Regions from separate parts of the Mus musculus genome. Here regions 1 and 2 are each linked to region 3. A link is a loop called in an ENCODE intact Hi-C map of the cell type or tissue named here. Cell type or tissue: left cerebral cortex. All regions are shown on one strand. Each heading gives the region's core, and the rest is flanking DNA. Links, peaks and the distances in the headings are about the cores only. Region 1 overlaps Atp8a2 (ATPase, aminophospholipid transporter-like, class I, type 8A, member 2). Region 2 overlaps Atp8a2 (ATPase, aminophospholipid transporter-like, class I, type 8A, member 2). Region 3 holds the start of Shisa2 (shisa family member 2).

Region 1 (10,060 bases), core at 3,247-8,246, 95 kb before region 3:
CACAAAGGTATCCCAAGAAGAAAGAATTTCAGAAGGCCTCCTCTCAACAAGTGCCTTAGCATTTCATTTAGCTTTGTTTGGATCCCACTTGGAACATGATTATTGTTCCAGAGGACAGGTTACTGTATGATTCCCTGTGACTACTTTAAATTGATGTTCCATTATAATCTTAAGAAGGAATTGCTTTTTAATTGTATAAGCCTTATTTTTTTTAAAACTTGCAAATTAAAAGCATCAGACACCAACAATAAGGAGACCCAATAAATGAATTACTGAAGTCAACTGCTGCCTTTGCAGACACCCAGGAGAAGGTTAACAGTAGGAAAGGGTCTAAGTGTTCACCCTGGCAAGTCTGCTGACATGCACGATTGCCATGGGAGAGTTAATAACATTTAATGAATCAGAAAGCAGAAGACTGTCTGATCACAGATCATTTCAGAACACTAAATCCTGTCTGGAAGGATGAAGCGCACATTTAAAGGATGTGGTTATCATTCCATTGTAAAATGATCTGTGTTCCTTTCACTGAAAGGCTCAGGTGAGCTTTAGGAAGATGCAGGTGAGAGGAGAGTGGTTCCTGTTGGCCTGGGAGAGGCACAGTCAGGGTCTTAGCCAAGACACTTGGCGTATGGCAAGAGGCCTGTCCTCCTCTTGTCTTCAGGTTGACTCTAAACCTGCAGCTGAGGGGTGGGAGGTGGGGGCTGCGCGTCTCTCAAGAGTGAACTGTGGAATTGGGAGCTGTGATGTTTCAGGGCCTCTAATTCCTGCTAGATATAAAATTTACATTTGGTTAATTGCATTATATCTTATATACATGCATACACACACACACTCAAGAAACACAATTATCCTTCAGTGTCTGTAGGGCATACCCTGGAGATTACTTACAACATCTAATATGGTGTAAAGATCCTACATGTCATTCTTATGCCCTATAGATCATCATATGCCATATAAGTTATGACAGAAAAAAATTGGTATGCATTCAGTACAGAGAAAACTGATTAAGTAATATTGTTCATTCATAGTCAGCTGAATCTATGGACAAAGAACACATGAACAGAGGGGCAGCTATAAGTCTAATGTCATTCATTTGTGTGTGTGTGTGTGTGTTTGTGTGTGTGTGTGTGTGAATAACATATATTCTCATATATGTATATATGTTTATGAGACATAGAGAAAGGGCAGAAATACCTCCAAGTGTATTCATAAAGGTGGGCACTTCATGACGCTGTGCCCTTAGGACATCTTGATCCTTGATGATGGCCTTTGAGTGAGCCTAAGGGCTCAGAGCTTTGGCCCTGATGACAGCAGTCCTAAAGTAGCATCCCCACACTTAGTGTGTTCTCAGCAAGGCTCTCTCCCTGCTCCTGTTCACAGCTCTTTAGAATAGAGGCTAGTTATAAAATGTTATCTGGTTATCAGGACAATAGCCCTTATTATGATCCTCTTTCTTTAAAATCTGCCTTTGAAAATGTCTTTAGGGACTGGGGTTATGGCTCAGTTGGTGAAATGCCTGTTGCACGAGCATGAGGTTCTGAGTTCAGATGCCAGATACTTACACACAAGCTGGACATAATGGCGCATCCCCTGTAACCTTAGGGCAGGCAGAGGTGGAGACAGACAGATCCTCAGACAATGTTGGCCAGCCAGAGTGGCTGAGTCAGTGAGCTCTCAATTTAGTGGTCTCAAACTAGACGGTGAAAAGTGAAAGCCATTGAGGAAGACACCCAGGGTCAGCCACTGGCTTCCGTACCTGTGGGTACCTATGTGCGCACACACCTTAACATATGCACAGCCACACAACACACCTGTGTGTGCACAGGCACAAAATATCCTCAAGCATAATTAAGTTAATATCTGTTGACTGTGCAGTGTTAGGATATGTATAATCACCTGGCAAATTAGAACTCATAGCATAGACTCAGCTATAATAGTCACTAGCATTGATATAAATAATGTATTAGAAAATTTTATGCTGGTGAGATCTTTAAAAAGCACAATGGCATCTATCATATTATATATTCTATATTGTAAAAATTACCCTCAAACCGTCAGCCATTTAGGATTACTGTGATTCATATCATAGTGTGCCCCCTCCTTTTGAATCTTATTTGGACCACAGTACCTAAAACATCTGAAGAATTGGGCTTGGCGGTATATGCTCTTAAGTGCTGAGAGCTGTACCCTGGAGGACAGGAAGATGTTCCTGAGTCCTGATTCTGCAGGAACTTCGAGTTCCAGGTGGGGCCTTGGGGATTCTGGCTCTCCCATCTGACTCCAATCCCAAGAGATGCGTGGTTGCTCCCACAGGAGTTCTGTCCTTGCTTAGCCACCTCTTACCTCTCGGGCCAGCCTTGCATCTGACTGTGGCTCTCACTGCTCTGAGCATCACCTCGCTTCCATCCAAGTGCCCAGGCAGATTTTTACAACAGCTCCAGGTCAGATCTTCCAGATGTCTCTGCCATTTTATTTTGATTTGAACCCACACTTCTGTCTCAGTATAACTTCCCCTGGGAGCCTTTCTTTCTTCCAGCTTACCCTTCTGCTCTGTAGTATGCTCTGTGATGCTTCCCAAGGCCAGACTTCCCCACTGGCTCAGCTTTCCTGCTCTCGTGGTTCCTCCTGATGGCTGTGCTGATGCTGATCTTCTGAGCTAAAAGAAAATTTACATCACTCTGTTACCCAAGACTTCTCAGTATGGATGACACAGGTCCTAGGCCAGGCATGTGTGACAAGAGTCCCCATGTTCCCTTGCACACCTCCTCATCTTGCATGTTCTGTCACCCACAGTGAAAGGCTCCACTGTCTACCAGCTTACAAAGCCAAGAAGAAAGCCAACAACCAGCCAACAACCAGTCAGCCAGCTCTCCCTGCCTGGCACTCCGTCAGCCTCGCATGAGCTCTCCAGTGAGGCTCTAAGTCTGCATTGCAGCTTGCAACTTTGCTCAGCACTCCTGAGCTCCCAGACCCTTAAGGAGGTAGAGACAGGAAGATCCAAAATTTAAGGCTATCCTCAGCTACAAAATGAGTTTAAAGCCAGCATGAGATACACGAGTCTCAGTCTCAAAAAATAAATAAACGATTAGAACAAGTAGCTGCATGGGTGTTGGATAGAGCGGGAAGATCCTAGCATTCTAGTTGCCTGTAACTTCATAGAAAACAAGGTGGTGAAGACACCCACGCTGTCACCCCATCGTAAAGGTTCTCCCTGCTTTCACATTCTACCAGCAGACCTGTCATCCCAACCCTTAGAGCTTTCTGTTGTTTTGCAGTGCTGGGAGGAAAGCTAGGCTTTCACACGTGCCAGGTGAGTGGTCTGCATCCTAGCTGCAGCACCACGCACCTGAAAAGGAGTGCGAGTCTCAACCTTCCTAAAGCTGTGACCCTTTAATACAGTTCCTCGTGTTGTGGTCACCCCGGACCCACAAAATTATTCTCATTGCTACTTCATAACTGTAATTTTTCTACTGCTATAAATCATAGTGTAAACATCTGTGTTCTCTGGTGGTCTTAGGCGACCCCTGTTAAAAGGTTGTTCAACTCCCTCCTTCTCCCCCACCCCCACCAAGGAGGTCATGAACCACAGGTTGAGAACTGCTGGACTAGGCCAAGAGTGTAGCTTAGTGTTAGAACACTTGCCTACCTTGTAGGAGGTTCTGGGTTCAAGCCCCAGCATCACCAGTAAGAATATGAGTTTTTATTCTAAAATAACATTCAGAATTTGGATCATCTTAACCCCATTGGAGTCTCAAACTGACATTTGGGATGTCTTTAGAGGAACAGGTGTGGCCTGTCTTGTGGTACCTTTGTCCCAGGAGTGCCCCATGTCTGATGACAAGATGAGGAGATCTTTATATCCCGGAGTTTCAGTGAACCATAAACAGAAGGAAATACATTGACAATGATCACTTCATGGAATTGCAACTATTCACAAAGATGACAGAAAGGGACATCTGTTTCCAGTCAGTGGGCAGGGCAGTTGGCTTCCTGTAGCAGCTGCCTGTTCCTTGCATGGAAGGCCACCAAGTGCTCAGGGTTATAAATAGGCGGTTATTAGAGCTCCTTCAGAAAGCATTAGGCAGAAGGGTTGGCAACTTTCTGTTCCTTTTTTGGCTCACTCTTAGAAGACCAGGGCTAATATGCCTGCATGTGTCCGCATACCTCACACAGGGTGTTGAGGGTGTGGGTCCCATCGAGGGGAATCTTGGTGGGCCACACACACACACACACACACACACACACACATTTGCTACTCTTCTGTTCGTATCTAAGAACACCATTAATCAGCCTTTTCCCAACTATATGGGCACATATTCAAGCCCTGCAGCCCCTTGGCACAAACTGTGCCCGGGCCATGACTGTGAGGACACCCTGGGAAAATGTTTCTCTGATGGCGATCACACTCTAATTCTGGGATGTGTGGATCCAGATTCCAAGGTGGATCCTCCCTGTTGTTGTCTCAAAGTGGTAAGAACCATGAGACTGTACAGAGGCTGACAGGGACCATACTCACTTCAGAGAACAAAAAGAATGATCCAGAGACTCACATCTTCCTGGGACTATGGTGGAAAGTGGCACCCAGCCCTGCTCACACTGGGGAAGCTTTGGTGAGTCTCCAGTTCAGCTGAACCATGACAGTAAAGTTTTCCCATAAAGCAGATGTCCCAGCAGAGCCCTGCCAAGAGCCGCTGCGATGTGCATGCCAGTTTGGGGAGTCTTTCTAAAATAGTCCCTTATTAAAGTCTTGTATTTCACTTTCAGTGAACATTTATTGTTTTCCTACTGCAAGCCAGCACTGTACCCGTACAGGGAATGGGGGTGAGCTGGTCTTTGGGCAAAGGGTCAGCCTAGGGGGTTCAAAAGCATGAACTGCACAGCTCACAAAACCGTTTTCCACCTCTTAGCTATTGTAATTTAAGAAATAAGGCTCATTCCTTATGGGTGCTATCCAGCTAACACTTCTTTTCACAAATTACAGACTAAAATCTCAATGATCAAATCTAGATTTCGTCATACCATCAGTTTCTGTCATAGCCTGGGCTAACTCAACTTTAAGCCTATCAAAATAACAGACGTGGAAGTCCTGTGCAGGCATCTTGTTAAGGAAGCTGCCTTTTCCAAGTTCTCGGGAGCATCTAATGATGGGCCCTGACCTTCATCTTTCAGGTGACATAGGGTTGAATGGTTTAAATATTTTCTTCCTTTCTTTACCTAGCACTGTGGTTCGGGTCACAACCCCCTTAGGGGTCAAACAATCCTTTAGCAGGGGTCATATATCAGATATCCTGCATATAGATACTTCCATTACAATTCATAATAGTAGCAACATTATAGTCTTGAAGTAGCAATGAAATAACGCGATGGTTGGGAGTCACCCCAACATGAGAAAGTGTCTTAACGGCTCACAACATTAGGAAGGTTGAGAACCACTGGTATAACATCTGTAAGGTTGTTCTCTGCCTCCATAAGATGTTACCAGAGAGTTCTAGGATACTTACAGTGTCTGGCTTTTTAAAGGGTAGACCTTTCAATTACTGGAGAATAATTCTCTTCCAAGTAGCTGGCGTGGATGAAGGAAACAAGCACACACCAGCCAGCTGCCTTTCCACCTACTTCCTTCTGTCTTTGTACAAACAAGATGGGCTCGCAATGTCTTACAAAGTCTGCCCCATAAAACAGCCCGTATTTCCAGCAGCGTTTTGCTGGGTCCTTTCCATTCAAAGCAAAACTACTCAAGGCTTGATTTAAAAAAAAAAAAAGCAATTAAATTATAAAGAATGCACTCAAATAAATATCTGGATTCATTTCCTAGGCTTATAGAAAGTGCCACAGACAGGGTCGCTTTAACAACAGAAATGGTTGTCTCTGGCTTGGAGGCTATAAGTCTGAGAACACAGGCCTGGCAGAGCTGGTTGCCTTTGCAGGCTAAGAGAGCCAATGTATGCGGGACCTCTCTCCCTGTTTCTGGTAGTTTGCTGCCAATCTCTTGGTATTCCTTGGCTTATAGAAGAGTTACTCTGTGTGTCTGTCTTTGTCTAAATGCCCCCTTTTTCTAGAGACACCAGTCATTTTGAATCAGGGACCACCACTGTAAGGACCTGATTTTAACTTAATTAATCAGCTATGCAGTGGTTTATCTCTGAAGAAAGTCATAAGCAGAGTCACTGAGACATTGGGGTGCCAGTGGTTGAGCTTTTATTTGTTCTGTTGTTGTTGCTTTGAGCTTTTGGTTGGTTGCTTGGTTAGTTGGGTTTTGTCTCCACCCTCTTTAAGAAGTTCTTTGTTTGCTCTGATGTTGGTGGTCAAGCCCAGGGCTTCACACATGCCAGATAAGCACCCTCCCAGTGGGCTGACTCCCAGTCCAGCATTTACACTGAAAGAGACACAACCATCCGGGAATAAGACCTCTTCTGGCTCCTTACCCATGTGTTTGGAGTTTCCACAGCATGTAGTCCTCTCTAAACACCCACTGGAAAACAGGCTGCATACTTCCTTCCTCCTTTGCACCCCTCCTCCTTCTTTTCCCTCCCTTCCTAAGGGACGCTCAGCTCCTGTTTCTGTGTCTCTGGGAGACACAAAGTCTTTGAAATGCTATTCTTGGCTACTAATAGTTTAGGTAAGGAAATGAACCGTGGAATGGGTTTCTCTTCTGTAAGGCATTGGCTGAGCAAGGTTTGGGAAATAATGGTGACATCCTTGGCCAGTGCCCTCAAAGTGCTAGTGAACAGAATGGACCCAGAGTCCGGTCTATTCTGTGCAATGGTGGAAGTGTGTACGTGGATAGAGGTTAAAGATATGAAGCCTGGATTTCCATGTAAATATTAGAGACTGAGGCGACTTTGGGAGCAGAGATGAAGAAGAGTGACATTTGCCCCTCAGAAAGATCTTGGAAGGGGCTAGGGAGGGAGATAGCAAGTGTTCCAGAGCCGGTCCTAAAACAAACAAACAAACAACAAAAACTAGAATCGTGGTTCATCCCACCACTGAAGAGGTGGGCTCACAAAACAGTAAGTGGCAACAGAGGAAAAGTTGACCTGTGGTCTACACACACACACACACACACACACACACACACACACACGGAGGGGGAGGGGAGAGGGAGAGAGGGGAGAGGGAGAGAAGAGAAGAGGAGAGAAGAGAGAGGGGGAAAGGGGGAGAGGGGGGAGAGAAGAGAAGAAAGAAGAGAAGAGAAGAGAAGAGAAGAGAAGAGAAGAGAAGAGAAGAGAAGAGAAGAGAAGGAGGAAGAGGAAGAGGAAGAGGAAGAGGAAGAGGAAGAGGAAGAGGAAGAGGAAGAGGAAGAGAAGAGAGAGAAGGGAGAGGGGAGAGGGCAATGAGTGGGGAGAGGGAAGAGAGAGATATTCTTTGAGGAAAGTATGAGATTATATTATCTAAAGGGTAGACCTGCACCTCATTGGGAAAGCAGCATACTTCAAGACCCAGAGAGATGAGATTAATGTAGGAACTGTCCTGGGGCAAGAGTGCTTAGGAGACACAGGAGAGAGGCCTGGGAGCAGGAGACCAGGATGAATGTTAGCTGTGGCCAAGGTGAAGACAATCCTGTACTTAAGTATTAAAATGTAGATGCATTAGTTGATGTGTTTCCAAGTGAAAAAGTTTGTGCTTGGAAAACTGTGAGTTGAAGGCTTCAGATTGAAGTCCTCAATTAGAGAAGGGGACCGTTCTAAAATTGAGTCATATATCTTAAATGTCATCTGAGCGCATCATTTTTATGTTGAAAACTATCTATCTGCACCTTGAAAGTATGAGATGATCCAGGGTCCCCATCAGGATATGAAGACCTTCAGGATTCAACTAATCTTAGGCCCTTCTTCTGTATGTCTCCATGTTAATTTCCTGAACACCCAAGCTCCAGCTCTGGGCCTTTGCCCATGTGTAGAACAAAGTTTCTGTTGTTGTTCCTTAAGATGCTTTGATCTTCCTGTCACCTTATCAAGACCTAGTTACGCATTAGACTTTCCAGATTGCTCCCCACCTCTCCCAACTACCCAGGCACCCACTTTGGGGCTCTCCTGGAATTTAGGTTTCAATAATGTCTTTCTAGTAGATATGACACTCTGGAGGCAGGAACTGTGTCTCCTGTCTAGACCAGCTTGTCTCCTGCCTGCAGTACTATATCTGGCATGTAACAGGTAGTCAGTTACTGTTTTGCTAAATGAATGAATGAGAAATTAACAATATATGGGTGGGAGGGGGTCCTGTCCCAGAAATAAAGTTTGGAAGAGAAATGAATAATTGTGACCAGTCACAAACAAGTTACACTGTAATGACCTCATTTTAACTTAATTAATCAGATATGCAATAGTTTGTTTCTGAAGAAAGTCATAAGCAGGGTCACTGCCATGAGAGAACACATATAGTTTGAGCATAATTGGTGCTCAGAAATGTGAGAAGAACAGTGTTGTGGGAATGACTGGACAGTCGTTGCTCAGTCAGTTGATGCCTGAGGGCTGTGGGAGACCCAAGCAACTGCTGACAAAACCCTTCCCTCAGCCTTCTCTCTCCCTTCTTCCTCTCCCTGCTGCTGACTTCTATGCTCTTCTCCTGCTATCCACGGGCTATTTTCCCTTCCCAGTCGCTCATGTGCTTGATTTGGGTATGGGTAAGAGCCCAGTACTGCTGTCACCACCACCGAAGGCTGGGACTATTGTATCACCTCAGCACACTGGTAAACAGTGAGAGAGTGCATTCTTAGCACATGGGAGGCCCAAGTTTACACCACAGCACTACGGGAAAAGTCTGTATTGACCAGGCACCCCCTAATCCAAAGATCTAAAACTGTTTATGGAAGTCTTTGTTTTTGGACCATTTATAAATTTAAATATTTGAATTACAGATGTTCTGAAAGATCAATTCTAAAATATGAACAAAATCTTAAATATTTCTTTCTGGATAAAGGATGCTAAATTCTGTATTTTGTCTCTTTCCTTGAACAAGTTGTTGACACCCTCATTTTGGTAATGACTTTTCATATTTGGTCTCATCAAAGGGTAAAATTAAGGGCTAGGGCGATGGTTCGATGGTTGCTGTGCAAGTGGGAGTCGGGGACTGGCATTCAGATCTCCATAGCCACAAGCCAAGAAGGCATGGAGGCCTGTCTGGGAGGTCAGCATTCAGGGCATCTGTAAGGCAAGCTGGCTATCTGACAAGCTGAATCAGTAAGCCCAGGGCTCAGCAATGACCCTGCCTCAGAAAATACAGTGGAGGATGACAGAAGACAGCCCTCCATTGTCAACCATTGATCTCTGCATGTACACAGTCATAAACGTGTGCTCACACAGGTGTAAAACTACATACACACAGATGCAGTGTGCATGCACAGACACACACACACACAGAAACACAACCCCCCCCACACACACACACCAAGAGTGACTTTGAACAATTCTGAATAATTTTCAAATCCAGAGTAGCCTGATAGCTATCTACATTAGCATCCCATTCTGAACTATTTATTTATTTATTTATTTATTTATTTATTTATTTATTTATTGTCACAATGTCATATCTCCTCCAGTCTTGGAGCCACTGTTGAACTGTTTGAAAATCCAGAGTAGCCTGATAGCTATCTACATTAGCATCCCATTCTGAACTATTTATTTATTTATTTATTTATTTATTTATTTATTGTCACAATGTCATATCTCCTCCAGTCTTGGAGCCACTGTTGAACTAGCCAAGTTTGAAAAGGAAGTGTGTTGTAGCGAGCGTTGAGATTTAAAAGTGTGAATATTCATAAGGTCTTATCTAAGCTGCTCACTGGTTACTCAGTCTTCACATTATGTTAAAGATATGTAAATCCTCAGAGGTCCGTGGGATATCCAGGCCACATAACTCTGAACCTTTCAAACAGAATTGGCCCTTTGAATTTTCAGTAGATGTGTGCTGGCTCTCCTCAAACAACAGCCTTGCTCTTTCTTGGCTGCCTCCCTTCCTAAGGCTGTGGTGAGGGAGGAGCCTGAGTCAAACTGATCTGGCTTCATCTCCAAAGCAGGGCTGGCTTTTCCCCGGTGTTTATACCATCTATCTTCTTTTGCTT
Region 2 (10,060 bases), core at 2,175-7,174, 390 kb before region 3:
CAGCCGGATGACTTCTTGTACCAATGACTCATGTGACTTCAATGATCCCAGGCTGTTAAAGAACATCGAGGATCAGCACGTGAGTGTGCCCCTCACCCCTAGGACAAAGAGCGACTAGTGGGTCACGGTTCATATGTGACATATGCTGGCTTGATCTTCTACAAGTCTTAGGTAGAGGACCACAGCTGCAGTGAGTTCAGGGGAGAAGCCATCTTGTCCTATCCAGACGACAGCATCTCACATACCCAGTGATGACCCGTGTGGGGCTGAGCACTCATAACCAGTATTTCTCAGCATTGTGGCCAGTGCGATTCTCTGCTCTTACTCGGACCAAGGTAGAGAGGCCAGATTGTGTCTTTGCCATAAATATCGATATTCAGAAGGCAGTTTGACAACATGGCCAGCCAACAAAACAACAATAGAAGGTTTTGCCCTAGGATCCATGTGCCTTCCTTCCGAGGGCTTGTCACTAGGCTTATAGTACCACACATGAACTTTCTGCTCAATTGATTATTACCTTTGGTCTTCTTTGAAATAAAGGGTTACCTTTTAGGCACAGAGAGGTCCCCTCTAGTCCTCCCACTTAGGGTTCTAAGGCCCTTCGCAGAAACTTGCTTAGCATCTCTTAGAGACCAGACACTGTGGGTGCAGGTCAGTGAAGGATGAGAGGAGATATGCGGAGTTACCAGCTAGTGTGAGCCTGCCATGCACCCTGCACCCCACCCCCACCCCCACGGCTCAGACACTTGTCTACATGCAGTATTCGGCCAGGTGACATGCACCTCACTTGGAACAGTGATATCAGTAAGAACCATGACCGTGACAGCTTAACCCTGGGGTCTCGATCCTGCCTGAACCAGCCATGGCGCCCCCAACAAGGCATTTGCTTGTAGATCAGAAAGAGGATGTGATGTTTGTGCCCTGACCTTGTCTTTGAACCTCAATTTCAGAGTGTTGTTTCTGTGGACAGGAGAACTGTGTCTAGTGGGAGGGAGGGGAGAAGGAACTAGGGTCTGTAGGTCGTTCTATGTCTTCTGGTTCTGCTGGCTTCTAGATCTCCCTCACCCAGCAATGACCCCTGAGCCTCAGACCAGGAGCTGTGTTGTACCACTGGAGCTGAGCACCACACAGTCACTTGCTCTCTGCATTTTGGTCAGGTGTAGTTTTCTCTAATAATGTGTCAAGTGTATTTACACATTTAAGAAAAAAAAACTATAACAACAATTAAAGAAAAAGGCCATGAATTTTAAAGAGAGCAGGGAGGGGGGTGTGACACAGGAGGGGTCAGAGAGAGGAAAGGGAGAGATGATGCAATTATATTTTAATAAAAAAAAACTAGTTTTTTAAAAAAGCAAGTGAGCAAGCCATGGGGAGCAAGCAAGTTAGCATCACCCCTCCATGGCCTCTGCTTCAGTTCCCACCTCCAGGGTCCCGCCTTGGTTTCCCTTAGTGATAGAATGTGACCTGAGGGCTGTTAGCTGAAATGAAGCCAAGTAGCCTTTGGTCATGATGTTTATTGTAGCACTAGAAAGCAAGCTAGGATGCGTGCCTTGGGAATCTTGGAAAAGGAACTGAAACTTAGGGAGCAAGGGCTTAGTTCCAGGTGGAGACTAAATTAAACCTAGTTACGCCAACATCCCAAATGACAAGACAAAGCTTACGCCTGAGTCTGCAAAGTAAACCACAGCAAACGTACAGAAAAAAGATTTATAAGAAGGAGCAGTAGACAGGAGTATCTTGCACATGGCCACTGAAAGGACAGCTCCTTTAGACTATTAATTTAATAGTGTCTATGCAAGCAAAGAAAAGATGAAGGTGGCAAGGGATGATACTAGACCAGAAGTGGCAGGCCATGGGGACCTGGAGTGTAGCTAAGGGTCTGAATTCTGTGTAAAAGGGAGTGGAGAGCTCTTCCTGGGTCCTAATTGAGGGTGCTGGGATCCAGGTCCATGTGCAGCTACTGTGGTACAATTCTTGGTTAGTGTGTGGGGAAGCACTGGGCTTGTGCCAAGCAAGTTAAGACAGAGAATAAAAATGGAGGTGGAATATAGGAAACAACTTTATTGGCTTAGTCCATCAACTACTAGGTTATAACTTAACTAGTTTGCTTCCAGCCTGATGGGTTAACTGGCCTCAGGTCCTGCAGGGGACCAAAGTTTAGGAGAGCAATCACAGTGCTGGTTGGCTCAGCAGGCCCACAGTATATGTGTTCAGCCTCCCAAACCTTGATGAACACACTGCCTGATGCACATTAGTTACCTGAGTGTGTTTGGGCAATAAATGAACAGTATGTAAGTCAGTTCTGGTTTTATAAGACTTAGAAGTCCTTGGTAAATGGGAAAGTGTACTGTATTCTAAGATTTCAGATAAAACCATAGGATTCTTTTTCTTAAGGATGAAAGGAAAAGTTTGATTAAACAGGGAATTTTAGGAGTGGATAATAGAGAGATTATACACTCAGAATACTAGATGGTGGCAGGCAGGACAGTGCTTCCTGATGGCACTGGGGACTATGTTCTGAGGCACAGGGCAATGGGCTCAGGGGAAGTGACTCAAATCATTACACAGGAGAGCTCGCTGAAAGCAGGCAGACTGCTGTGGGCATGAAGGGACACCGAGAAAGATATGACTCGTTTGAAGACCAGAGTGTCAGGAGGTGGGCTCCATGGAGGGCAAGTGTCTGGGCATGGAGCAGTATTCTCAGCCTGTGGGTTGTGACACCTTTGAGAGTTAAACAATACTTTCACAGGGGTCTCCTAAGGCCACTGGAAAACACAGACATTCATATTATGATTCATAATAGTATCAATTACAGTTATAAAGTCGCCATCAACATGATCTTATGATTGGGAGTCACTACCACCTGAGGAAAGGTTGGGATCCTCTGTCCAAGAGCCTGAGCTTCTGAACTCTGTCAAAGCAAATGGCAAACTCTTGCTGGGTTTCTTTTTCTTGCTTTGAGACAAGATCTTACCCTATTTTCCCTGGCTAGCCTGGAGCTCGTCTTGTAGACCAGGTTGGCCTTGGACTCATAGACATTCTCAAAGTGCTGGGATCAAAGCTGTATGCCGCTTTCCCTGGCCTCTCCCTGGATCTTAGAGCAGGTGATGGCTTGAATCCTCAACGCATTACAAGTCTGGGTGACTGGCTAACTGTGTCTTACTGCTTTTAGCCTACAGCCCCTTGCATACAAGAGTTCCTTACCCTGCTGGCTGTGTGTCACACCGTCGTCCCCGAGAAGGATGGAGATGAAATTATCTACCAAGCCTCGTCCCCAGGTGAGGGCTGTTGCTGAAAGTGCCTGGTTGCCTTTTTCCCCGGAGACCTGGGTGTGTTCAGTTATTCTTGGAAGATGCTATGGTGCACCTTGCCCCACAAGACCTGCGGTTTGCCTTTGACCTCTCTCCAGTTCATGAGCGTGGGTGTTAAAACCCAAGAGAGCTAGTACCAGGGTGTCCCAACTCTCATGGTACTCTGGTGGCAAGGAAGAGCCCAGGCTGTTTTGCACATCCTGGTACAAAATCTTGGGCTAGACAAAGCTCTCAAGTGAGAACCAGGCTGGCTGCTTGGCTGCCTCACCCACAACACCCCATGGGGGATCAGGGCAGTCGCCCTTCACCCCTTTCTTAGGGTCTGAATCAGTACTGCAACTGAAGCACGGCCTTGCTGACTGATCAAGGAGTCTTCCCTGAGCTGACCCCTCAGAGCATGGCTGGAGTGTAAACTACCGTGGTCCTGGTGACATAGCTTTGGGGTATTCTATCTCTCCAGTAGAACACTCACTTCAAAGCCCAGTGTCAGGAAGAGGGAGTGTGTCCATCTGTCCGTCCGTCTCAAGTCTTTGCTACTGTGCAGCTTAACACCAGGCCTAATCCATCATGATGGGTTTTAGTATGAACATGATATTTAGCAGAATCCGGTCATGACAAGGGGTGAACCTGTGTATTGCTGGCTTGTTGTTGGCAGATGAAGCTGCTTTGGTCAAAGGAGCTAAGAAGCTTGGCTTTGTGTTTACCGGGAGGACGCCGTACTCGGTCATCATCGAAGCGGTAAGGGGCCAGCACTTTGGAAGATGGTGTACATGAAATAGTGTGTTGATTGCAAATATGATGGCAAAATTTTGTATTTGTCTACAAGTGAAAACATAGGTTAGAAATACTTTGTGGAGATGCCGTGGTCTCACAGGAGGCGGCGGCATAAACATGGTGTTTGGGGCCGTGGGAATTTTAACTTTTAAAAAGGCTTCCTCACAATCTTTCACTCACTTCCATGAAATTACCGGTAGCAAGGAATATTGCCACTCTCCTCTCTCTGGTTTCCTAAAGCCGAGAAGTACCTTCTGCCTGTTTCTAAGGTAGGACCTGCACCTTGGTAGCATCATCAGTCTCGTGGTTGCATAGTAGGACCTCAGGCTACTGGGCATCCATTTCAGGCTATGATGCTAACTCACTGTGAAGTGTGTGGAAGTGCAGCTCAGACCCGGCTGGAGATGTTAGGTGACATCTATCTATCTATCTATCTATCTATCTATCTATCTATCTATCTATCTATCTATCTATCTATCTATTTAACAAAATTCATAGATCCCTACATTCATAAGCAGAACTGGCCCCAAGGTTTCAGATGGTTCTAAGCAGCTTGGACCTTTCATTTTCCACACTTGGAAGTGGCTACACAGCAGTATTTAGGAGCCTGTCACAGAGGGAAAATGAGAGCATTCTGCCAGAAGAGGGCGCTCTGACCCCACCAGACTGTGAGAGCACAGTGCAGACTTGTAAATGCCCATGTAGAGAACTAATGGAGTGTGCGTGTGTGTATCTGTGTGTCTGTGTGTATGTAATTAGGAGGGCTGATTGATTCGAAATTTTGATATTTTTGCACTTCAGGTAAGCCTTCTTTTATTCTGTTTTGTAGATGGGACAAGAACAGACATTCGGGATCCTCAATGTTCTAGAATTTTCTAGGTATGTTTCTCCTTCATCTACTTGACATGTAACATTTCATATATATTGAACTGCTTCAACTGCACATTTTACTGATTGTTTGTCACGATTTCTTTTTTTTTAGTTTTTTTTTATTATATATTTTTATTACATATTTTCCTCAATTACGTTTCCAATGCTATCCCAAAAGTCCCCCATACCCTTCCCCCCACTGCCCTACCCTCCCATTCCCACTTTTTGGCCCTGGCGTTCCCCTGTACTGGGGCATATAAAGTTTGCGTGTCCGATGGGCCTCTCTTTCCAGTGATAGCCGACTAGGCCATCTTTTGATACATATGCAGCTAGAGTCAAGAGCTCCAGGGTACTGGTTAGTTCATAATGTTGTACTTACAGGGTTGCAGATCTCTTTAGCTCCTTGGTTACTTTCTCTAGCTCCTCCATTGGGGGCCCTGTGATCCATCCAATAGCTGACTGTGAGCATCCACTTATGTGTTTGCTAGGCCCCGGCCTAGTCTCATAAGAGACAGCTATATCAGGGTCCTTTCAGCAAACGCTTGCTAGTGTATGCAATGGTATCATCATTTGGAGGCTAATTATGGGATGGATCCCTGGATATGGCAGTCTCTAGATGGTCCATCCTTTTGTCTCAGCTCCAAACTTTGTCTCTGTAACTCCTTCCATGGGTGATTGTTTCCAATTCTAAGAAGGGGCAAAGTGTCCACACTTTGGTCTTCGTTCTTCTTCAGTTTCATGTGTTTTACAAATTGTCTCTTATATCTCGGGTATACTAAGTTTCTGGGCTAATATCCACTTATCAGTGAGTACATATCATTTGAGTTCTTTTGTGATTGTGTTACCTCACTCAGGATGATGCCCTCCAGGTCCAACCATTTGCCTAGGAATTTCGTGAATTCATTCTTTTTAATAGCTGAGTAGTACTCCATAGTGTAAGTGTACCACATTTTTTGTATCCATTCCTCTGTTGAGGGGCACCTGGGTTCTTTCTATTTAGACATTAATCATGATAAGTGCCCCTTCCCACTGCCCCCATCTTAGAATTTAAGGGTTTCATTAAGGAGAGCTCAGTTGGCAACTCCATTTTCTTCTCACAGCAATGTTAACCCTCTCCAGCCTCCTTTGCCTTTAGCCTTCTAGCGCTGGGTGCTGGGTGTTCTTACATCGGCAGCTGCAGACATGTGCAAGGCTCAGAGAATGTGGCAAGGGCGTTGGCTTCATTGTCTCAGCTCAGGTTCTGTGAGGTCAGGTCTCCATCTCTGTCTGAGCAAGAAACTAATGTAGCCACTGAGCAGATGTGGTCAGTTTATTCTCTCAGGAGGCTTGGTCTCCAGGAGGCCACACTCCCAGGATTGTCCTGAAGCTGTCACACCCAGACATTTCTTCAAGACCTAGGAATATTTGTCAGATTCTCTGGCTTTCCCAGGGCTTTCATAGTTTATTCTGAGGAGTGAGTCTGAACATACCTCTCTCTCCTTGCACACTGGACGGTCAGTACGAGGGCAGAGGGGCAGCACTGGGGAGTGGCGTGAGCAGAGCTGCCTTCCGGTACTAGAGCAAAGTCCTGTTGTCTTTTGTCTTGAGACTACCTTTGCCTGATATCGAGCATAGATGCAGCTGGGCATGGTGGCTCAGGCATATAATGCCAGAAAACAATGCTGGAAAAACTGAGGTAGTGGAATCACCCCAAGTTCGAGACCAGCATGAGCTACATAGTGAGTCCCAGCACAGTCTCAGGAAAAAAAACAAAATACTTAGTGTTCTAGACATCTTTGTTAAATTGTTCACAAATGGCTTGAAAGGGGCAGTGTTTTTATATCATCACCGAGGGAATATTTTCCTGCCTGATGCTTACCCGAGAGCTGTGAGCTTGGTTCTGTGGGTGAGATAAGCCATAGGGTGGCTGCTGATGGTGGCAGTTCATGACGGCATGGTGACAGTGTGCCTGTGTGGAGCTTCTAGCGGTGTTTACAGCTCCTCAGACCTTTTGTCTCCTTTTCTTCATTCTCTTTCATATGTTGTATGTATGTAGCATGCATGTGTATGCTCTTCCATGCATGTGCATGTGGAAGCCAGAAGTAGAAACCTGTCACCTCCAGCTTAGTCCTTTGAGACAGATAGCCATCACAGTCTCTCACAGAGTCAAGAAATCACAGTTTAGATTGGATGGCCAGTGAAAAGCCATGACCTGCCTGTCCCCATTCTCCAGGTCTCAGGGTTATAGATACATGCCACTATGTCCTGCTTTTATGTGGATGCTGGTGATCCATCCTCCTCCGGTCCTCATGCTTTATACTATGAGCACTTTGTTCACCGAGCCATCTCTCCAGCCCCTAATGCATCTCCTGTTGGAAACTGCTGCCCTGTGCTGAATTAACTGTGGCCAGATGTTAACAGCCAGATAAGAAGGAAGCTGAAAGGGATGCGCTGAAAACAGGGCACTGTAGATGGAAACACAAGGGTCTAGTTTTTAAAGGGATGGGTGAGGAGGAGTGAGAAGAAACGCCAGTTTCGGTTACAGGTTCTGATTCTTTTTAATGGATGCATCATTTTGCTGATGCCATTGCCTTCTGTAAGATTTCCTTGGAGTAACTGTGGTCATCTGCTTTGGACATTAAGAAACAGAAACAGCTTAGGTGATATTGCTAAGGACACCCAACCTCTAGAAGCTGAGAGAGGATGAAGGCTCCACCCGGAGCATGCTGTGGGTCAGACTGGCTGCAGGTGGGGGATACATTGCAGTAGGAAGAAGTGTGGGCAAAGCAACAGAGCGAACTGCTGGGGAGGAGAATATAGGTCATGTGTGCTTGAGCAGTGTGGTCCATGAGAGGGTCCGTGGGAATTGGGTCAACACTGGGGGTGGGTTAGGAAAAGAGGATGGACCTCAGGCAGCAGAAGTCACTGATTCTCAGCATGTGGGCTTGACCCTGATAACAAGTGGGTAAGAAAGAGTCTGTGCAGCAGTGGGGGAGAGGGTGTGGCTGGTGCTGGATGGGACAGGTCTAGGAATTGGTAATCTTCTTCACTAATTAAAAGAAACTGTACAAGGACCTTTGAGGTGTGTTGGGTCTCCCACCTTGTTGTTTGCAAGGGATGGCTCTGGTTACCGGAATGGTTACTGAAAGGGTTGACTGATTCAGTGTGCAACAGCACATGGGCAAATGTTCCTTTTCTGGCCCACTTGCAAACAGCCATGCAATGAGTCCTTACGGTGGGACAAGGCATACAGGCATCTGTCCATTTGGTAGAGATGGGTAAACTCTACTGTTGAAGCTTTACTTTGAAGAAAAAGCGATTGAGAAATGGACCTTGACATTTCTAGGCTGCATATGTTTTGACTTGTTATTAGACCTGGTCCTATAAGGCAAACAATGATGACCTTCCCTTCTTGTTTCTTCTTGTCTTTCTTTTTCTCTTCTATACTATTACAGTGACAGGAAAAGAATGTCTGTCATTGTCCGACTGCCATCAGGACAACTTCGACTCTACTGCAAGGGAGCCGTAAGTATCAGAGGTGCGGGGGCTCAGCCGACCCCTTGGAGGCTGCTTTGCCAATGCATTGCTTTCCAAACTGCTACTCACATATCCCTCATGGTCTGCCCAGAGCTGAAAGACAGTCCTAGCAAGCCACTAGGAACACAGGTTCAAGGTGAATTAGATAAGAGTGGGCAGTGACACAGAGTGACAAAGAGTGAGCTTTGGACACAGAATCCTTGGTGTAGCGATCTGGTTTTGCCACCATTGTCTGGTGTCTGTAAAGGTGATGGCACCCTAGTGATCTGTGATCATCCGTCTGTCCTCTGTGTTGCTGGTTCCCCAGCGGCTATTCTTCCTATAGAGACAAAGGTCATATTCACAAGTAGACTTATATGGCCAGTGTCCTAAGCCTGGCTTTTTCTCCAATATCTCTAATAATAAGCAGACTCCAAAGGTGTTATTGCTAAGGAAAGCTATTGCTGCTTATGGGTTATACAGTTGTAAAATTGTATCCCATTGTGTGGTGGCTCTGTGGGATGAAGGGACTAATTCTCAAACTTAATTTGAGACTACGCCAGGAGTAAGGTACTGAACCTGGATCGGTTCTGGTGAGTGGCAGAGTTTTCTCATCTCCATCGTCATGGTTACCTTAAATTATGATTGGGGCTTTTTGATGATAAACATTGTATGTCGCTTTTAAAGGAATTCCATTTGGCCCAACAAAAAGAATTCTACTTTTATGATAAGGCAGCTTTAGGCCTTATCATAAAGGCCACCGAGGTCATAGTGTCACAGAGCGACCTTGTTTGTAGGCTCTGTTGGTGTGTTGTGTGTTGTAGCTGCAGCAGCTGGAAGAGGAAGGCTTTGGAAGCAGGAGAGTGTAGGCAGGGAAACGCTGCTGGTGCCCACCGAGTTCTGTCCCAGCCTGCCCTCCTCCAACAAGATAGTTTAGTTTTTAAGAAAAGTGTCTTGAGATGCAGCTTTACATAGTGGGGTACCAGGAGCATACATGCACCCATTCCGGCTTGCCAGTGTGAGTGACAGGCTGTGCCAAACTGGGTGCTTCTCATCAAATGTGAGTCAAAACAAAAGCTCCAGGCCTGTGGTCACTTTGGTTGTGGGAACTTCCATATTGGAGGTTGTATCTGGATAACTTAGGGTATGCGGTTTATTCTTTTTACTTCTGCATAAAAATGTTACAGTGTGAGCATACTAATTTATAAAACAACAACAAATTAGCTGGGTATGGTGGCTCACATCTATAATTCCAGCACTTGGGAGGCAGAGGCAACAGATTTCCGTGGGCTCCAGTGAGATCCTGCCTCAAACAAATAACAGACAAATAACCAACAACTAAATCCATCAACAAACAAAAATTCCAAATCAGGGCTGATAAGATGACTCGGCAGCCAGGATGCTGCCAAGTCTGACCACATTGACTCAACCCTTAGGTGTATATGGTGGAAGGACAGAACTGACTCCTGCAGGCTGTCCTCTGGCCCCACGCTCTCTTGCTGTGACACATCACATTTTACACACACGCACGTGTGCACACATACACACACACACAATCAATAAATTAAGAATCCAAAACTTTCTCTTTTTTCCATATTTTTTATTGGGTA
Region 3 (10,060 bases), core at 1,645-6,644:
TCTGCTCTGCTGGGGATCCTGCTTTGGACGTAGACATCGGCAACAGCATGCGGCAACGAGAGACCCGAGGATGATGAAGGCAACGAACACTGAGCCAACGATGAGGAACGGCACGTAGATGGGGACTGCAGAGAGAACACAGCATTAGGTTTCCCATCAGAATCCCTGGACACGGCGACCAGCAAAGGCCGGGCCAGCTCCGTCAGGCCAGAAGTGCCCAAGGTGCATCTTCCGTGCCCGAGTGCTTTGGAACGCTGCCAAGGCTCACAGGTATGGCAAGGCCCCTGGAAGCTAAACGTCATAATCCCACTTAGAGTCCCCTAATACAATACCAGAGGCTCATGTCCAAGCTGTCACAGTACAGGCTAGATCTAGGTGATCCTACAATAACTGAATGGCCTAAAGAAATGTAAGTCTTCCCTAGCAGGGCACCGGCTCTAAATATGAATGACTTTACACATTCCTTGGCTTCTTCTTGCCAGGATTTTAAACAAGTTTCTTTTCTTACAGGCAGAAAAAAAAAAAAAACCATAAAAAACAAATAACTTAGGTAAGACTCTGAACCTTTGTCATTTCCAAATAAGAAATAAGACGTGGAAGGGGAAAAACAATCAAAAGACAAACAATGGGCCAGGGTGACAGCTCAGCAGAAAAAGGCTCCTGCCACCAAGCATAATAATGAACGGAGTTCAATCTTCAGAACCCAGACGGAGGACAGAGAACATCTCCAAGTTGTCTTCTGACCTCCACAGACACGCCACAGCACACGCTGTGCACACACACACAAAATGGATAAAAGTTAAAAAAAATATATAGTAGTAAAAAAAGTGCACAGATCTAAAACAAACAAACAAACAAACATACAAAAAACAAAACAAAACAAAAAACCATGCTTAATAAAAGTGCATAACACAAAAGTTGTTACCAGAGGCTGAGGGTGAGTGGGGGAAAAGGAAGGCTGGCAAGAGCCGGTGGGTATTAAGTTATTCTGAAAAATAAAACCATAAAATAACAATAAAGGGTTGTGAGTAAAACTAGCAGAGTAATGAACTTCACTTTAAAGTTATTTTCTTTAAAACAAAAAAACAAAACAAAACAAAAAAAAAACCTTTCAGGAACTTTGCATGGTGTGACTCTCAGCTTTAACCTTTGGAAAGCCAGAAACAAGAAAATTGTCTTGGAGTTCAAGGCCAGTCTAGACTACATAGTGAGCTACTGGGCCAGCCTAGGCTATAAAGTGAGACTTTATATATTATATATAATTATATATTATCTTTTAAAAATAAATAACAGAATTGTTTAAATCATGGGAGCCATAGGCAAGGCAGGAACGCGGGGCAGCATGCTCAGGACCTAAGCAGACAGGAGGAGCCTGCAGGAAGCCTCTGGACCACTTCTGTGGAAGTCTCCCTACAGTCAAGAAACTGCTGCATTTTCTGGTGAGTTCCCAACTAGGTTTCTTTTTCAGCAGGTGTGGGAGTGGGTGTGAGGTGTGGGGAACTGACCTGGACAGAGTCCTCCCAGATGCTAAGGAACCATGTCACCACTGAGCCAAGCCCAGCCCTCCCTAAGGACTCCATCTGAACAGGGGTTCATGGGTCTCACCAGTCTTGGTGAGGCACAGTTGCCAGCATTTCCGATGGGGCAACACGGAGCCCAGACCTCAAAGGTCAGATCTGCGAATGGCTTTTGCAGACTCTATCCTGGGAGTAGGCGTCCCCATTCACATAGCACACAGAATCACAGAGAAATAAACTGCTGAGCAGAGCCACTTCTGTACTCAGGGTCCGTTCCGCAGACCAGAAGGCTTGCTGCCATCTGCAGCCCAGCTGGCTCCCACAGCTGTACCATTCTCATTACACCAGCACTGGAGGCCCCGTCCAAGCAGTGAGAGCCAAGCCCTTTCCTACACACAGTAAAAATATCTCATTCCCTAAATTAAGATACCAGCTCCCTCATGTTATAAATGGCAAACAAACAAACAAACAAACAAACAAAAACCCACAGAGAAGTTTTACCTCCAATATGATAGCAAAATCCAGCTGAAATCAGTCTCAGCCCACATAATGAGTTTGGGGGAGAAATAACTGTTCTCTTTCCAGGATTCTTAATTGGAAGTGTAAATAACTACACAGGGGTAAAGAATGCAGTGCTACCACAAGCCCCCGCAGGCTTAATTGGGCAATTCGTCCTTCATTGCAGAAGGGCTGTGAGAGAACCGGGAGACTTAAAGATTTAGGAGTGGAGTGAAGGGCAGCCATGGCCAGCATCCACAGTGTGAGAAGGCCGCTGCCTCCAGCCTTAGCCAACTCCATCCCGACTTTTAGAAGTTATTAACAAGCCCAATTGAACAGACACCTTATTGTAGCCATTTGGCTCTTTTCTCTAGGCTTTGTTCCCAGACCACACACTCCGCAAACTGAGCTGCAGTTCAGATGGTGCCTTCTCCAGAACGACCCTCAGTTCTCCTCCTTTCAGACTGAAGTCAGTGCAACAGCAGCAGGAAGAGCAAACTAAGAAAACGCTTAACTGCACTGCAAAGAGCTGCTGGGCTGGAGACTGCTCTATAAAGCAGAAACCACCTGTGCCAAAGCGCAGGCAGCTCCAAACCTATGTATGTGCCTGTAGCACTCATTCACACACACACACACACACACACACACACACACACACACACACACACACACGCACAGAGAGAGACTCAATTTGGCAGCCTCTCCTTAAGGAAATGCCATCTACTAAATTATTTGACAGGCTTACTTTCAAAATCTGGCTTTGTCTATTAAGAAATAGTCAAAAGTCTCAATGAGCAAAGTTGGGCTCCGTTCCAGTGGCACGTCTATCAAGTCAGCCTAAGGAGGCCAATCCAGATTCCCAGAGGCCTAGGTGGTCACAGGGAGCTGTGCACTGGCTCCTGCGGGAGAGAAGGGATCCCTGAGATGTGAAAAGGTGCGTCACCCACGGGAAGTCGTCTGCTGTCCCCCAGAACTGCCCTCCGTCTGAGGACCCTTGGAGGAGAACCCTGGACAAGCCTTCTCCAGAGGGGTGCACCCTTGTCATTTTCTTGACTATTCCCAAGATTAAGCCCAGTGGAAATGGGACGAAGGGAAAGGAAGGCACGGACCATGAACAGAAGCAACGTGTTTTTTCTCGAGGTTTTTTGCCCCACTTCATACAAAGTTAATGAGTAGGGGAAACAAAACAAAACAAAAACAAAAACAACCCCCAAACAAAAACAAAAAACTCAGGTTTCTGCTCCCCGGCCCTTTCCTAAAATCTCCAGGCTTCCTGGTCCTTCTTGCCCAGGCAAAGCAACCGCCCTCCCGCTCCCTCTTTGCACCTGGCTGCTGCTCGCCTACCTGCCGAGCTGTCTGGGCCTTCTCGGTCTGTCCGGCCAGGCTCCCCTACGCCCTGCTGGCGGTCGTTGTCGCAGCCGCCCTGGTCTAGGCGCGCCTCGGCGCTGGAGCAGCAGTAGCGCAGCGCGCAGCTGCCGCAGCAGATGGTGGCGTCGCCGCCGTCGAAGCGCTCGGGGCACTGGAAGCCGATGCGCCAGACGCCCTGCGCGTCCAGCCAGCCGTGGCAGTACTCGCCGCTGGCCCGCGCCCCCGCCGCCAGCAGCGCGGCCAGCAGCAGCTGCAGCAGCGACGCGCGGTGCCTGGAAGAGGTGGAAGGTGAGCAGCGTCCGCCCCACATGGCACTGCCCTGGGCACCGGTGATGTCTCTAGAGGTCACAGATCTCCCCCAAGAAGTTATGGTTCGGCGATCCCTGGGGCTTTCCGTGAGGAACACTCCCCTCTGAGGCGAAGCCCAGGCTGCAGAGCCAGGGTCTAAGTCATCCCTCCTTGCGAGTGACCACGTCCCTGCTAGGTTCGGCCTTCACAGGGGCATCACAGAAGAAACGTTTCTGAAAGCTTGGCTTGTGATCCGACCTTCTTTGGGCATCCTCGAGGGGACGCCTCGCTGCCGACCAGGAGCCAGGCCGCGGCTGGAGCGTTTCAGCATCAGAGTCCGGAGCTGGTGGCTGCTTTCCCCCTCTATTCACTTCCCCTGCGAGAAGCAGCGAAGGAGGCGGGCAGTGCGCGCAGTGCTCCCGGCGGCAAGTGCAGCAGCGGCCGGCTGCGCTCTGCCTCCGCCACTCTGTGCTCGGTCCTCATGGCTCCGGCCACCGCTCGGGACGCTGCGAGTGCCCGCACCTCCCCTGCAGTCCCGGAGCCCGCCCGGCTGGCGGCGGCCGCGCGGCTGCTGTTGGGCGCCGGGCCAGCGGGCTGCCCTCCCCGGCTCCTACTGCAGCCCGCGTCTGGTCTCCTTTCTCCCTGTCGCTGGTGCGCCCCCGGCAGTGCGCTCCGGTGGGAGCCGCCCACGGAAGTTTCAGTCCCTCGGGCTATGGGAGCAGAGGAGCGCGCGGACACCCCACGCTCGCCTGGCAAGGCTGCGAGCCAGCTCCGACTGCCCGGCTGCGCACCGCGCTCCTCACTTAAAGAGGGGCTGGAGGCTCCCCTGCGCGCATGCGTGCCGAGAGGGCTTTCCCTCCGCCAGGGGACACTCGTAGCCCTTCACTTTCCTTCACCAAAGGTGTGGCAGTGGCCAGGCAGCGGTGCGGGTGAACAGAACAGACAAGTGGGAAAACACGTTTTAAGTCAGCCACGCCTTGGAAGCCAGTTAAAACAAGGATAGCAGAAGTAAGTTTAGTGCGGATCTTCGACGTCCAACATTCCGAGTTACTCTGACAACTCTCCAAAGAATAATTCTTACTTTCCATGTTACAGAGGACTCAGTCATCACTCAGATAGACTTGTCTTGCTCAGCTTTCAACCTCCAGGCCCAGGACGAACACAAACCCTATCTGAGCTGTGGTGCCTGGCCTCCCGGTGCCATGGCACTGCACAGTAAAGAGGTCAGCAAGAAAGTCAATAGGGTCACTGACTAAATTAACTATATTATTTTATTAGTTTTCTTTTCCCCTCCCTAATTTGGTGTGGTGATTGTTGGCGTCCGGCAGAAAGGTGCCTCCGTGTGACACTTGACCTCCTTGGCTTAGACAGCTGCAGCCAGGAAGAAGGCAAGGGTTCAGACGCCAGACATTCTGAGAAGAAACGAATAGCTTCACTCTTGAAGCAGCTGAGCAGGTGCTGATGCTATTAAAGTAACGATGAGTATTTTTAAAGGACCTACTGCGTCTTTCTCAGCTGGAGTCATTCCATGTGAATGCTAAACCCAGCCCCTGAAGGAGGAACCATCACGTGTTTCCGGGCTGTTTCTTTGTGTATCTAATGGAGAACTGGCTGTAACAAGAATACAAGGCAATTTTGTCCATAGCAAAGACATTTTTGAGTTAAACCACTGTAGGGCTCTTAGTGCAACCCTTACCTAAAACATTGAGAATTAAGCCTTCCACTCATCCCAGAAAATATTCACAGAGAAAACTCTTCCTTCTGTGCCTGTGCCCAACAAAACACCTTATTCTTGTCATTTAAGGGACCCTTGCACGGAACCCCAGAGCGTGGCCTGGGAAGGAAATGCTTTACCACAGAGCTCCACTCCAGTCTTGAAAAGACATATTTTAAATGCGCCAAACATCAACCCCTATAAGCTAAGAAATGAACAAAACTCCAACATTGAAGAAGCATTCATTTCATAAGCACATTCCGAATCGAGTTCTGGGGATTCACCTTGGCTCCTCGAACCGTTTCCCTCAAGCAGGGTGGTCTCCAACCCACAAACTAACTAGGCCCAACCCTGATTAGCATCAGAGATCAGATGGGTGTGGTCACAAACTCAAGCAGACTAATGTTTCTGAATTAACAGAGCAGTTGGACTGGAACGGAATCAAGCAAGTAAAAATGATACAACGATCTATAAGCAGCGTTGTGCAGAGCCAATGCGTGTGTGAGCGGTGGGTATGTAGGTGTTTGTATGTGCATGTATGTCTACATATATGAGCATGCGTGTGGCGGCCAGAGGTTGACTGATGTCAGGCCTCTTTCTCAATTATTTTCCTTATTGAGACATGGTATCTCACTGAACCTGGAGTTTACCAAGTTAACTAGACTGGCAGGCTTATAAGTTTGCCTGTGTGTGCCCCCATCCCACCCCATGATAGGATACAGGCCAAAGCCACCACACTTAGCTTTTCTATAGGTGCTGGGGATTCGAACTCAGGTCCTCATGCTTGAATAACCCAGCCTTTACTGACTGATCCAGCTCTCTGACCCTTTACAGGGCCAGTTAAAACACACAGGGTGACATTAGGCTGAGAGGAAAGGAGAGAAAAATATCAAACACTAGTGTTTAGATTTAAGCCCTAAGAGGCCAAGGATTGATGGGTGGAATCATGTAATGGATGGTGACTATGGTTAGCTACCATTTTCTGAACACTTACTATATTCTTATTATATTCTAGGCAGCCATGTTCCTGTGGTGGCTGATATCCTGTACTGAGCATCTCTCAGCATATTTAATCTTCACAGCCACCCATAAGGAAGACATTACTTTGCTCATTTTATTGGTAGGGACAAATTTCCCAGCCCAGGTGGACAGAGGGTGTCAATTTTCCTGGAACCACTCACTTGTTGCCTGACCCCAAAGCCCATTTACCAATCCACTGGTCACCATTCCCAGTGTCAGTAGAAATTGATTTACCTGGTATTCTGGGGGTTAATACTTTTCTAAAATTTATTTTGTTTTTAATTATGTGTAGGCATGTTTGTCTGTGAGTGAGTATGTAACATGTGTGAATTTCAGAGGCCAGAAGAGGCCACAGGATCTACTGAAACTGAAATTACAGGCAGTTGTGAGCTGTTCCTTTGAATGCTGGGAAACTTACTTCAGTCTTCTGCAAGTGGGTTCCTACTTTAAGTATGTTTCTTAGTTGTTGTGTTTGATGCAAGGTATTTGTACTTAGTGCAGACAGCACTTGCTCCATACTCCCTTTCCTTTCCATTTATACGAGTCTCCAAAACACCCATGGTTTATCCAGGGTTTATAAAGAAATTGTTGACCATTTCACACTGAATCGGTCAGATGGTTTGGTAGTACTGTGGTTTAAGGACACGTTCTTGTTTCTTTCCCAAATAGTCAATGATTAGTCTATGAGGATCCTTTGAGAAGTCACATCTCGAGCAGGAACTTAAGTTGTTTTGAGAGTATGGGGCTCTTGAACAAACGTGAGGTGTGGAGCATCAAATTTACTCTGACCAAGATTCCCAAAGCCTTCTGGGGGCTGCTGTTGAACGAGAAGGACCTATGGAGTCTCTCCGAAGGCAAAGTTCTGCTGAGGCAACTTGTTCACACTGGGTTCTGGGTGAGGGCAAGAGGAAGCCACGATGAAGCTGGACTACAGTTTGGGACTTCTTCAGATTGAGGAATTATTTCTTGGAGAGGTGGCTGCAGACCCAGGTCCTTAAGTTGGTCCCGGGCGAATCTGTTCACCATGCCTGTGTGCTCATGCACCACTGTCATATCAGGGTCAGAAAGTAAGTGGTGAACATTGCATTCCTCTTGGTTGGTCTGGACTCCCAGAAGTACTGACTTCTCTCTCCGTTGTCTTTAATGGTGATGGCTACCTGGGAAGTGGGAAGAAGGAGAACACCAAAAAAGGCCAGGGTGGTGCTTGAGCTGGGGATGAAGAGGAAGAGGATTAAATGAACACTTCCCTGTACGGGCTGTCTTTTCCAGATGACTAATAAAGCAAAATTAACATGAAAGAGAGGGGGAGAGGGAGGGAGGGAGGGAGGGAGGGAGGGAGGGAGGGAGGGAGGAAGGAAGGAAGGAAGGAAGGAAGGAAGGAAGGAAGGAAAGGAGGAAGGAAGGAAGGAAGGAAGGAAGGAAGGAAGGAAGGAAGGAAGGAAGGAAGGTTATATATGTTCCTGAGCCCATACTCTCAAGAGAGACAGAGACAGAGAGAAGAAAGAAAGGGAACTTCTGACATTTCACTAGTACCTGTTGAAGACCATACACCTAAACAAATGGACGACTGCAGATGGGCTGTACCTCCGTGAGCTCACTTGCCTAGCAAGTACAAGATCTGGGGTTGATCACCAGTACTGTAAAGCTAATGAATTAATTATGACTAGTCTTAGCTTCGCGACCCGGAGTTGATATAAATCATACAGAGGTAATCACATTTCAGGTGCTGGCAGTCAGAAAAGCTGCAAGCTCCACCATGCTTTTCTGTGAGAGACCAGAAGTTTCTTTCTGGCCACACACCCGGCAGTAGTCTGCTAACGAGTAGTTTCACGTTGGGTCATGTTCCCCACCTTTTTTAGAGAACAGGAGCAGTATTGCAAATTTCACATTTGTTCCACTAAATATTCTTTTATGCTTAAGTATTTGTGTTATCCAATATGAATTCAAATTAAACAATTATGTTAATTTACATTTTAAAAAATTTTCTCCTTCTCCTCCTCCTCATTATTATTTTTACTACTTTAACTCTATATCTTGCTCCACTGTTTTATCTAACCCCCATTGGATGTTTACTGTTTCATAATTTCTCTTTGGAAATATTGGGTTAGAAGGCATCCAAGACTTTTGTTTTTGTACAAGAAGGAAAGATCAGCAAGTATGCAAAAATGATTGCAACGGGGTTGGGAAGATTGCTCAGTGGGTAGAGCAGTTGTTATGCAAGCATGACGGCCAGAACTTAGCTCCTTAAAACCCACTGCTGCACCAGACTGTAACCCCAGCAGCTCCACTGGCTACTCACAATCCCAGAGCTTGGGAGACAAACCACAGGATTTTCAAGCTATGTGTGTAAGGAGAGACCCTATCTCAATATATAAAGTAGAATGTGATCAAAGAGAACATCCAATATCAACTTCAGGCCTAAACACACACACATGCATATAAAGATTTGCAAATCATATATAATGAGTCTAGCACCCATAACATAAACATTCAACAACTCAAGAACAAAAAGAAAAATAACTCAATTTACAAAAGATTTGAACAGCTCCCTTACCAATTAAGGACCAATCATATGGAAGGATGTTCATTTTTTTTGTCACTAGTCATTAGTTGCCGTAATCAAACCTCATTAATCCTAGAACGGAACTAGTGTTGATAAAAGGAAGAAAAATAGTGCTTGTAAGCATATGGAGAAACCGATATCTGTAAACATTGCTAGTGGAACGAAATGTGGCCTAGCCATTGTACAAAGCAGTTTAACAGTTCCTTAAAAGTTAAGTCAGGAAGGGCTATGTGGCCCTACCATCCCAGAGACTCATGTATATATAGTTCAAAGAGTTGGAAGCCTATGTCCATGCATAAACTTCTGCATTGATATTCAAACACCGCTGTCCACAATAGCCTAAGGCTGGAAATAACTGTCTGCTCGCTGGAGAAAGGATGAACAAATGTCCTGGATCCATACAATTACAGTAAGCTTTACCTACACAAGGATAAAGTCTGAGTACATGCTGCAACAAGGATGGGCCTTGAAAACATTGTGCTGACGAAAGACAATGCAAAGATCATGTACTATAGGAGGCTACTTCTGGCAGAGGTTCTCAACCTATGGGTTCAGACTCTTTTGGGGTCACCCAAGACCAGTGGAATACAACAAATATTTACATTACAATTCATAACATCAGTAAAATTATGAAGTAGCAACAAAAATAATTTTATGGTTGGGCTCATCACAACATGAGGGTCGCAGCTTTAGGGAGGTTAAAATCAATGCGTTATAGGCAATGGCTATAAAAGAAAAATCCAAAGACAGGGAAGATAGGTTTGTGGTTATCAGATGCTGAGAGGACCTAAGAGGAAATGACTGCATGATGGGTCTGGAGTTTCAAAGTTTCTTAGAATAAGTGGTGGTGACCGTCACACACATTGGGAAGGTACTGAATGTCACTGGTGGCAGGCTTTATGTGTGTATACTTTATCTACTCTGAGGATATGTGGGGGGAAAGTTTCTCCTAGATTCTCCCAACACAAAAGACTTCTGAACTTTCAGATATGTGGTAACTTTGCCTTCCGATATGAAGCAGAGAACAGGCCAGCAACTGACCAACCAGGTGTCTGACCTCTGATTCTATTCAATTCTCACATCATCTACCTG

Evidence for each region. A loop is a pair of places that touch in the nucleus more often than their neighbours do. Peaks named below come from ENCODE experiments on the same cell type or tissue, not always from the same donor. Only the 100,000 strongest peaks of a DNase experiment are listed, where the experiment ranks them.
Region 1: a loop joins it to region 3, with 2.3 times the contacts of the local background. A loop is called at or near these places in 6 of 42 quality-filtered maps.
Region 2: a loop joins it to region 3, with 4 times the contacts of the local background. A loop is called at or near these places in 11 of 42 quality-filtered maps.

The regions. Positions count from the first base shown.
Region 1 is chr14:59,716,137-59,726,196 of GRCm38, reverse strand. The region is part of intron 32 of Atp8a2 (ATPase, aminophospholipid transporter-like, class I, type 8A, member 2); the gene reads left to right. Among named protein-coding and RNA genes, the nearest start is that of Shisa2, 96 kb to the right of the region's middle. In left cerebral cortex, for the core only: no CTCF peak of the experiment used is centred there; DNase peaks (open chromatin) are centred at 4,001, 4,549 and 5,616.
Region 2 is chr14:60,010,778-60,020,837 of GRCm38, reverse strand. It overlaps Atp8a2 (ATPase, aminophospholipid transporter-like, class I, type 8A, member 2), which reads left to right. Exons shown (of 36, transcript NM_015803.3): 15 at 4-79; 16 at 3,173-3,278; 17 at 3,967-4,049; 18 at 4,915-4,964; 19 at 8,390-8,459. Among named protein-coding and RNA genes, the nearest start is that of Atp8a2, 71 kb to the left of the region's middle. In left cerebral cortex, for the core only: a CTCF peak has its summit at 4,730 (motif pointing right); a DNase peak (open chromatin) is centred at 4,730.
Region 3 is chr14:59,619,700-59,629,759 of GRCm38, reverse strand. It overlaps Shisa2 (shisa family member 2), which reads right to left and starts at 4,479. Exons shown (of 2, transcript NM_145463.5): 1 at 3,360-4,479; 2 at 1-125. The coding sequence starts at 3,693. It also overlaps the pseudogene Gm18073. In left cerebral cortex, for the core only: CTCF peaks have their summits at 4,312 and 4,516; DNase peaks (open chromatin) are centred at 2,371, 3,536, 4,160, 4,405 and 2 more places; H3K4me3 peaks cover 1,454 bases.